2 separate regions of the Homo sapiens genome follow, and region 1 is linked to region 2. A link is an interaction called in ENCODE POLR2A ChIA-PET data of the cell type or tissue named here. Cell type or tissue: A673. All regions are shown on one strand.

What was found. ChIA-PET counts read pairs that join two places held together with the same protein. Peaks named below come from ENCODE experiments on the same cell type or tissue, not always from the same donor. Only the 100,000 strongest peaks of a DNase experiment are listed, where the experiment ranks them.
Region 1: POLR2A ChIA-PET joins it to region 2 with 5 read pairs; 1 of 35 experiments calls an interaction of 5 or more read pairs at or near these places.

The regions. Positions count from the first base shown.
Region 1 is chr13:36,539,887-36,544,886 of GRCh38, forward strand. No RefSeq gene overlaps it. Among named protein-coding and RNA genes, the nearest start is that of CCNA1, 110 kb to the left of the region's middle. In A673, a CTCF peak has its summit at 2,474; a DNase peak (open chromatin) is centred at 2,445; H3K27ac peaks cover 2,551 bases.
Region 2 is chr13:36,965,016-36,970,015 of GRCh38, forward strand. It overlaps ALG5 (ALG5 dolichyl-phosphate beta-glucosyltransferase), which reads right to left. Exons shown (of 10, transcript NM_013338.5): 8 at 560-711. Among named protein-coding and RNA genes, the nearest start is that of ALG5, 32 kb to the right of the region's middle. In A673, no CTCF peak of the experiment used is centred here; no DNase peak of the experiment used is centred here; H3K27ac peaks cover 1,997 bases.

The DNA.
Region 1 (5,000 bases), 430 kb before region 2:
GAAGGTGCCTGCTTCTCCTTTGCCTTCCTCCATGATTGCAAGTTTCCTGAGTCCTCCCCAGCCATGTGGAATTGTGAGTCAATTAAACCTCTTTCCTTTATAAATTACCCAGTCTTTTGTATTTCTTCATAGCAGTGTAAGAACTAACTAATACATATATCAACCCCTATTCTGTGCTATGTCCTTGAAACTGTCTCCAGGTGAGGCAATCACAGGCTCACCTTATTTTTTATTTTCTTTCAGGGATTATAGTTTTATCCTGACTGAGCTGTTGTTCAATGTCTGAGAATAATTGTTTCATATAATTTGTTCAGTGTTCTAGCTTTTTCATGAAAGGAGGCCAATTTCTGCAGAAGTTAATCCTTTATTGGTGGATGTGGTACCTGTTAGGTTGTTTTCAAGAATAAAAGGATATAGAGGACAGTTTCAAATATGAAAGAACTTGGGGGCTTTAGTACTCATAGCCTTTTTTGAAAAAATCAACACAATTACAAAATGTAATCAATTGAGATCAATATAAAGAACTCAGAATAAAGAAACTGTGGTAACATCCTTGGGATGGAGCACTGCATTTATACATAAAACTAAAATTGAACAATTGTAGAACTCATGGCTACTTTAGTGTTATAGACCTTGACAAAGCAAAAGTAAAAATGTTAGGCAGAAAAGGAAGTGGAAAGAATTATAAGAGTAAATATTTTCATCATTTTTAGGGAGGAGTCAGTTGAAACTTTCTAAAATTGAGAATATAATTTAAAAAATATAATAACTCCAACCTCAAATGTTCCAATCATTGTTTTGTAAACACTATAGGACCCTTACAAAAACTAATATCTTATGGTAAGAAAACTTTAATTTATATGCAGTTTTACCTAGTTTTTAAATATTAAATTAAAATAACATTAATTTATTTTCTAAAATGGCTTTCTGTCATTCTCTTACTGTAAAATTATTTCCATCTATCCATTTTCTCCATCTTCCTATCATCCATGTGTCTATATTAATGTATGCAAAGAAAGATGTCTGCAATGGTGTACATCATGTTATCACACTAATTATATCTTGGTGCTGAGATTGTATAATTTGTTGCTTTTTCCATTTTCTTTCCTGAGTCCATTCATTTTGTCATTTATTCAGTAAATATTTAGTGAATTTATACTATATGCCAAACATTGTTCTACATTACAAAGATACAATAGTAAACCAAACAAAAGAAGTCTATGTCCTCATAGGGTTTATTTTCCACTGTTGGGAGATAGAAAATTTCACAATAAATATAATATTCAATGTAGTGAAAAGTTACATGAAGGGAGGCAGAGTGAGGATACTGTGTGAGGTTTAGGTTGAGGTTAATATTTTTTGCCTATGAGTATCCAGCTGTTCCAATACCATTTGTTGAAAAGACTATTCTTTCTCAGCTGAGATTTTTTGCACCAATATAAAAAAAAATCAGTTGGTTGTGCTTCCAGGGGTCTATTTATGAACTCTTCAGTCTGTTCCATTGATCCATCTATCTATTCATCTGCCAGTCCCATACTGTCTTGGTTACTGTAGTTATATAGTAAACTTTTAAATCAGATAGTGTTATTTCTGTAATTTTATTCTTCTTTGTCAAAATTGTTCAGCTATTCTAGTTTCTTTGCTTCACCATACATTTTTTTAACTCAGCATGTCTATATCTACAAAGAATCCTCCTGAAATTTTGCTAGGATTTGCATAAAATCTATAGATCATTTGGGAACAATTGGCATCTTTATTATATTGAGTTCCATATTTCAATCCATGTACGCAGACGTCTCCAATTTTTTTAGATCTTCTCACTCAAATTTTAAATATTAAGCGTGTATCATTTTAATAACACTAAGTCATTATTCTTTAAAGACACAAAAGATCTTAAGCACTGGTATAATTTGGCACTACCAATGTCTCTAATCTTTTAAAAAATATTTTCATTTATTAATTAATATAGGGACTTAGTACTGAGCTTGCTGACTATTTCTCAATAGTTCACAAATTTTTCAAGAGTTAGAGATCATCTCAGAGGCTTATTAAAATGTATATTCCTAGGCCTGCCCCAGGGATTCTGGTTCATTAAATCTTGGGTGGGGCCCAGAAACCTGAGTTTCTAGCAGGCACATCATGGGATGATGAAATAGGGGTCGCTGCCACATTTGGAGAAACACTGACTTAGTTCTTTGTTTTCTTGTGTATTTTCTTCTGCCGTCTGTCTTTTTGTCAATAGTGGATGCGAGGAGAATGAATTGGATATCAAAGTCATACAAATATGTTTTGCAGCTTGAGTAAAAGCCCTAACAAAGATGTAATGGAAGAGGTTGATGCTGTTGTCTTATATAAATCTCTTGGGCTGCTTGACTTCTGCATTTCCAGTCTATCCAGCTTCAGAGTTCCATGAGAAATGAGCAGCTTGTCATACACAGGAAGTCCCACTGGGGCACATTAGAATTTAGTGAATGTGCACAGTTTATCAGGTTTTTAATATGATGTGCTCATCTAGGCTTGACTTCAATAGCAGGAGTTTCTGATACAGTCCAATGGTCAATTGAATAGAAAATGTAAGCTTCATGAAAGTGATGCATACGACCTGATTCTATGTGTGTATGTGATTCATAAGAATAACATTCAACTTCATCCAGAGTCCTTTGCCTTCGATAGGAAGGGTAGAAAATGGCCTATAATCTGGATAAAAGGAGCTATGGACTCGTGAAATACAAATTACTAACATTTTATTCTTCCATATCAGTCAGCAAAAGCTCAGTGCAAATACCTTTCTGTTTCAGTTAGAAGAGGCAGCCTGCTTAGACAGAAACCAAGGGTTGAGACTCTGTGACAGTGTGACAAAGTAGCACAGGCTGTAAACACAGCAGACCAGGGGTTGAAACTTACTGAAGCCTCATATTAGTTGTGGCTTTTTGGGCCAGTAACTTCACCTTACTGTGCATCCATTTACTTATTTGGAAAATGAGGATGTGAAAATATTTATCTTCAGGATTTTTCTGAATATTAAAGGAGCTGGTGTGTCAGAGTAAGCAACCAAAGATATTTGTTTTTAAAAAGTGGATTCCAATCTTTATTTCTAGAAAGCATCTATCTGGTGCAGCTTATAATTATTGCATCTTCTTCTGACTGGCAGCCTGGGTTGGTGGGTACTACATACTTGCTACAAGAATGATGTAAAGCCCTAGCAGAGGAGTTAGAATTTAGAGGGTGCACATTATTTGTGCAGGAAAACTATTTCCCAGGGAGCAACAAGCCAGGCAATAGCTGGCTGATGCCACAGCTTCCCTGGAAAATGAGAAAAGTACAAAGGGCGGTCTTTTGCATCAGTCTTCTGGCAGGAGGGCCTCACCAGGGATCCCACAGACATGGAGAATCAAGCTGATTAAGGCCCAGTAAAATTCTAGGACACCCAACTTTCTTCCAATTGCCTTACTGGCCCATGCATGATGAATCAGTCCACCTGATGATAATGTCTTACTTCTTGAATTGCAAAATATGCTGAAATAAAGAAAAAGAACAAAAGCAGACAGCTACTCTCAGGCTCTTCAACCTGCAGCAGATTTTATGGCTTTCCAAATAATTTTAAAATGTTAATTGACTAATTGCTCTTATTTATCATCTTTTCAAGCAGTCTTGAAGTCAATTGCAAAGGTGTACTCCTTTGACCTAATATAGGAAGACACAGAAATAGCACGATCATTGTCAGTTTGTGGCAGACAATGTGTTTTGCTTCCCAGCTCTTTCTGGTAAGCACTGAAGAATCCACTTCCCATGAGAAGAGACAATCTCTACCCACATATTTGAACAATAAGAAGATTGCATTTAGACCATTTGATAACGGGGCTTTCAGCACACACACACACTCCCACTTGCCACTCTGGAGAGACTCATAACTCATTGGGATTATTTGTTCTTGGAGGAAACCAAGCACAGAGAGGCAGGAGACAGATCACAGAGACTTAGATAAATATGCCTAATTATAGACTGAGCTATTAGCGTGACATGAATTGCTGCTTCTGAAAATGATCTGACAGCCAGCGAAAGCTCCTGTGTCGCTGGCCTAGGCTGTCTGTTAGCAAACAGGGATCTGCAGGAGCAGCCCTTACCTCCATTCTCTCAGCTAGCTCTGTGGCTCCATGCTTCACTGGCTTTTCCCTTTGCTTTGCTTGTGAAAATGAGCTCCATCTTTCAAATTGCTTCTGTTTTTCATGGGTTGAACATAGCTGCTGGAACCTTCATGCTTTCTTGGGTATTGCTGATGCTTCTTAACTTAATAAACTTTAACTTAACAACAGTTAAAACCCAGATTGACACATGCTGAAGGAAGAGCCCCATATATCTAAAGCACTCAGCTCCATCCCAAACTGAGAGCTTACAAACCTGCTCTGCAGCCTCTCCTGCTGCAAGGAAACCTCTTTGTTCTTAATTTGTTTGATCAATGTAATTTATTTAGATCAAATCTAACACTTGTTCCTTTCAAAATTCTCTGTGTATAATGAATAGTAGGTGAACATTTATTTGCCTTATTTTATAGCATTGGGCCATTTATGAGCTTCCCCCCTCTGCTTGCAAAGCACCAATCTTGTCCAGAAAAAAAGACAAAGGATTTTGGAGCTTGGCTATGGATGTAGTGTGTATGGTGAATGTGCATGGCACACAGAAATTTTCATCAACGTGAAATGGGTGCTCAGCCTCTGGCTGCGTTTATTTGGGAAAGAGGCTCTTTTGAAGTATTTAGCACTTCAGCCTGGGTGACAGAGTGAGACCTTGTCTCAAATAAATAATAAATAAATAAATAATTCTTTCTTTTGAAGTATTTAGGAAAGAGTCTGGAAACAAATACGGAACATACAAAATGGAGTGGGAATGGGAGTTATATATGTAACAGGGATGTTATTTAAAATCCATTAATGGGCTTTCTTTTTACCTACGTGAGTTCTTTACCTTGGTCCTGGTTGGCTCAACGTATCTGTATGCAGGGT
Region 2 (5,000 bases):
TAAAACACTTTTTCAAGAGAAGGTTGCTTGTGAAGGAGACAGGGCTAGAGCTGGAAGGGCACAGCAGGGTCAATGGAAAGGGTTCTGGGAAAGATGTGATGGAAGGGAAAAGGCTGAATACACAAGAGATGAAATACATGGACAGGATTAGGTTTTGACAAGGTGGAAGGAGATGTAGAGGTCAAAAGATCGGTCTTAGGAAAGACACCTTATCTTCCGTAGAAGGAAGAAAAGAGAAAATGGGTGCCCTATTCTGTTTTGATGTTTCTGAGCTTTTTCTTTTTTCTTCAAAGGAAAAAAAATGTTTTCAGGCCACTCAATTTCTACTGTCTACAATTAAGGTGAACACACATAACTTTATACCATATTGTTGGGTTTGTGTATTTTCAAAATAAGATCCAACTCAGGAAAAGTATAAAGGCAAGATCAAGTTTACATACATTATTGTCAATTTTGTTTAAATCTACATGTTCATTATAAATATACAGGGCTGTTTCTCATTACCTAGAAGATGGCTGGGTCATAAGACAGACTGGATACATTCCAGTCAGAAACCTACCATCGTTCAACGTGTAGAGATGAAAACGTCCGTGAAGCTGCTTCTCGAGTAAATAATTTGAACCCACACTGTGTGTCCCTGATTCCTTTGACACAAAGGAACCACACCAGAAAGTGGAACCCATACATGAGAAGAGTACGGAAGTAAGAACGCTGAAAACAAAGACAAAATATAAATGACTTTTCCATTCATCTGTAAAGGAGACACTGAAAACACCTGGCTGTAGACAACTGTATTTTAATATTTAATTGACTGGTAGATCTTACATAAGAACACCACTGTTCCATGAGCTTCACCAACAAAGTATATTAAAGAAACAGCAAGAATGCCTACTGCTTGGAGCAGAGTAGAGGCACTAGGAAGCAGTTACTCATTTCCTGGAGGTTGAGTCAGACAAGCGGCCAGGGCTTTAGCCTACCAGGAGAAACAGGTTTGGGGCTGCTGCTGTGAGCAAGGAGAACGTCTTGTTTACTTACATATTTTATGCTGCTTTGCCCCACATGTATTTCAGTTTCAAAAAAGCTGTCAGTTTCCAGGATGTATTGACAAAACAAAGCACAGATATAAGCCTGCAGTTGATACTTAACTAATGAGAATATTGACAGAAGATGTATAGCAGAGTATCATGAAGGTTATGGACTAGAAAGGAGTTTGAAACAAACACCTGGTCTTTCTAAGCATGCCAGAGATCTAATTAAATACATTTAAAATATTGAGTTCTTTAATACTTTGGATATTAAGATTAAGTAGGTTTTAATCCCATCTGAAGTTTCACTACTGTTACTGATGATTAATTTTATTAGTAGTAACAGAATATTCCATTATTCATAAAACATAGCACATTTTAAAACATAAGAACATAAGATTATTATCACTGGATTCCAGACTTTCACATTTAAGATTTAGTAAAAGATAGGATCTTTCTAAAAAATAAAATAACAAAATTTTTTTTAGAGACAGAGACGCCTTCTGTTGTCCAGGCTAGAGTCCAGTGGTGTGGTCATGGTTCACTGCAGCCTCAAATTCCTGGGATCAAGTGATCCTTCTGCCTCAACCTACAGAGCAGCTGGGATCACAGGCGTGTGCCACTATACCCAGCTTCTTTAAGACACGATCTTTTAAAATGTTCCTTAGTTAAGGCAATAGACTCAAGTAATGATGCGTTACTTACATACATAAGCAACCTATTAAGAGTCTATTAGAACATTTAATATCTCATACTATGGGATAAAGGTCCCTTCCTCCTTTTGGCTTTTGCTTTTCAAAATTATAATTTTTAGTATCGTTCTTCCTTTGCATGGCTTTTTCCATCAACACCAAACAGAACCACAGTGGAACAGAGTAACAAAGAAAAAGCACCAAATCAGGCGAGGTGCGGTGGCTCACACCTGTAATCCCAGCACTCTGGGAGGCCGAGGCAGGTGGATTGCTTGAGGTCAGGGGTTCAAGACCAGCCTGCCCAACATGGCGAAACCCCATCTCTACTAAAAATACAAAAATTAGCCAGGCATGGTGGCACACGCCTGTAGTCCCAGCTACTTAGGAGGCTGAGGCAGAAGAATCGCTTGAACTTGGGAGGCACAGGTTGCAATGAGCCGAGATGGCGCCACTGTACCCCAGCCTGGGTGACAGAGTGAGACTCCAACTCAAAAAAAAAAAAAAAGAAAAAAAGAAAAGAAAAGAAAAAGCACCAAACTAGGAGGCCTATATTGGAATCCTGGCTCCGTTACTAATTAGCAGGGTGACCTTCAACAAGTTACTTCAGCCCTCTAAGTCCATTTCCTGATAAAATGAGAATAATGCCTACCTCACAAAGTTATTATAAGGATTAAATGAGATTATTTTAAAGAATATAGCGAAGTGTTTGGCACAGAAAATAACAGGAACTCAATAATGTTCTTCATACAGGAAGAAAGCTTGAAAGCTTACTTTACTCTCCTGACCACAATTTTACTTATGTATTAAATAGGGCAGGAAGGAAAGGAAGAATAAAATACTTATCTATATGGTATGTAAAACAAACTTTTAAAAATGATCTAGCACTTCTCATTTATCATCTAGAATCATTAGTTATGGGTTGATGTAAATATGTCTTACCTCTCTAAGTAGATAGGGCAGAAACCTCATCTTAAAATACTTTAGGAATCTCACAACAGCTTGCTCAGTGCCTTCCATACAAAATACTTCCAATAAATACTGGTTGACTGATTAAACCTCCAAAAGAGCACTTATGCTTAGGAAAGGAACAAATAGAAATTGAAAGATAGAAAAATAAAAATTAAAGGTAGAAAAACAATACCTATAAATTATTCTCCTTGAGTGATTTTTAATGTGATTTGAGTGAGCTTATTTGTTCGCAAATAAAACTATTCATGACTGCTCTGGCTTGGATGTTAATAACAGGATTTTTGTTTGCTTTAGGATAATGGCTATTTTTTAAAAAGCAGAAAAATGTAGAGTTCACATGAAGACCTTAAGTTATTTGATTTCTAACATATTTAAAAGCTTAACAAGGTTAGTCACAAACAAGATAATCTTGTTTTTGTTTTTAGAACTTTGCAAAATATCTTAAAATTTAGAAGATACCTAAAATATAGGATAGACTTATTTAGTTAAGTGAAGCTACTAAAAGAGAGAAGGCTTATATGATCTTCTGAAATGGCCATTTAAAACATTAAGGAAAACAATTTTCACTGTTTCAGTGTTAACGCTAGTATCTTCAATGTTTATAAAATGTAAACAAGAAATTAATTCAGGTGAAATTTAAAGGTGACTTCTAATTTCATTAACTTAAAATAAGAAGTTCAAAGAAGTCCCAGGACTTAAGCAAAGACTCTTTAAACAAAAACTAAAAACATTAAGTAACCACTAATGGATTCTATTTTTGAATCCTTTTAAAATGATAAATTCAAGAATAGCCAGACCATATATAAACATTACCGTTATACAGAACACATGGGAATGTAAGCACTTTTAAGGATGATACAAGACTCTATCAGGGCAGTGTCATGTTTGTCTTCCAAGGGAGCAGTAAAAGAGGTGGTAGAATAATTGAGAAATGTAGAAAAATATCAAGGAAAGATGTTTCTGAACATTAGGCAATAAGCTACCGAAGTTGTCATTTGCTATCTTGATTAGTTCTTTTATAATTTTCTCATTGTCCACAGATTGATCACCATGCAGGGGTTTATTACTGACAGCACACGAAGGGAAATGGAAAGCCATGCTGCAGTTTTCTAGACATGAGGCGGATGCATGTCTTGTGCCTTCTTGGAGACAACCTTTTGTGAGACAGCTATGATTCTATAAGAATAAGCTGGACTTGAACAAGCCTACTGAGCAGTAGTTGTCATAGCATCTGCAGCGGACAACCAATGATCTCTAGTGAGTATCAAAGGTTATCCCTTCTTTCTATAGAATGGCAGCCAATTCTGTGGGAATCAAGAACACTAAACCAAACACTTGGTTTTAGAGCTGAAAGAATGGATGGATGGAGACAAGATGAATTATAAATATGTGGTTCCTGCGATTGATCCCTTGATACCTGGCTAAGAGCAGTACTAGGTAAAAGATTTAGACCATAGCATAAGTCTCATTTAAATACTAGTGTATTTCTAGGAAAAATTCAGAGTTTTCAACCAATGCAAGTTCTAAGTGAAAAGAATTTACACCATGAAAAACAAAACCAAAACACATGGCTCCTTTCTACAGCCACCACCAACAAATACAAGAACTATCTCTTGCCTATATTACTCACTGGCTCCTAAGTGTATTTGGCTATTTTTCCAAACTATCTTTTTTCCTTCACCAAGTAGATTATCCTTTCTCATCTCATTAATATATTTTAAAAAAAAAAAGAAAGAAAAAAAGTACTTAAAAAACCATTAAATTAGTATTGATCTATTTTCATTAGCTGTTTTAGTGTGCAAAAACAAATTTTTATTTATTTTATTTATTTATTTATTTATTTTTTTGAGGAGGAGGTGTCTTACTCTGTCGCCCAGGCTGGAGTGCAGTGGCCTGATCTCAGCTCACCTGCAACCTCTGCCTCCCGGGTTCACGTGATTCTCCTGCCTCAGTCTCCCAAGTAGCTGGGATTACAGGTGGGCGCCACCACACCCAGCTAGTTTTTGTATTTTTAGTAGAGATGAGGTTTCACCATGTTGGCCAGGCTGGTCTTGAACTCCTGACCTCAGGTGATCCGCCTGCCTCGGCCTCTCAAAGTGCTGGGATTACAGGTGTGAGCCACTGTGTCCAGCCTATTTGTTATTTCAACACAGATAACTGTATTTATAATATCATACTATTTTTTACAAACAACCTAATATTTCAGGTTTTATCCCATGTTATTAAATAGTCTCCATTATCATCAGCTTTACTGGCTGCACATTTCATCTAGGGCTATAGCTGTATTTCCTATTGTGGGAATTTAGTATTTAAT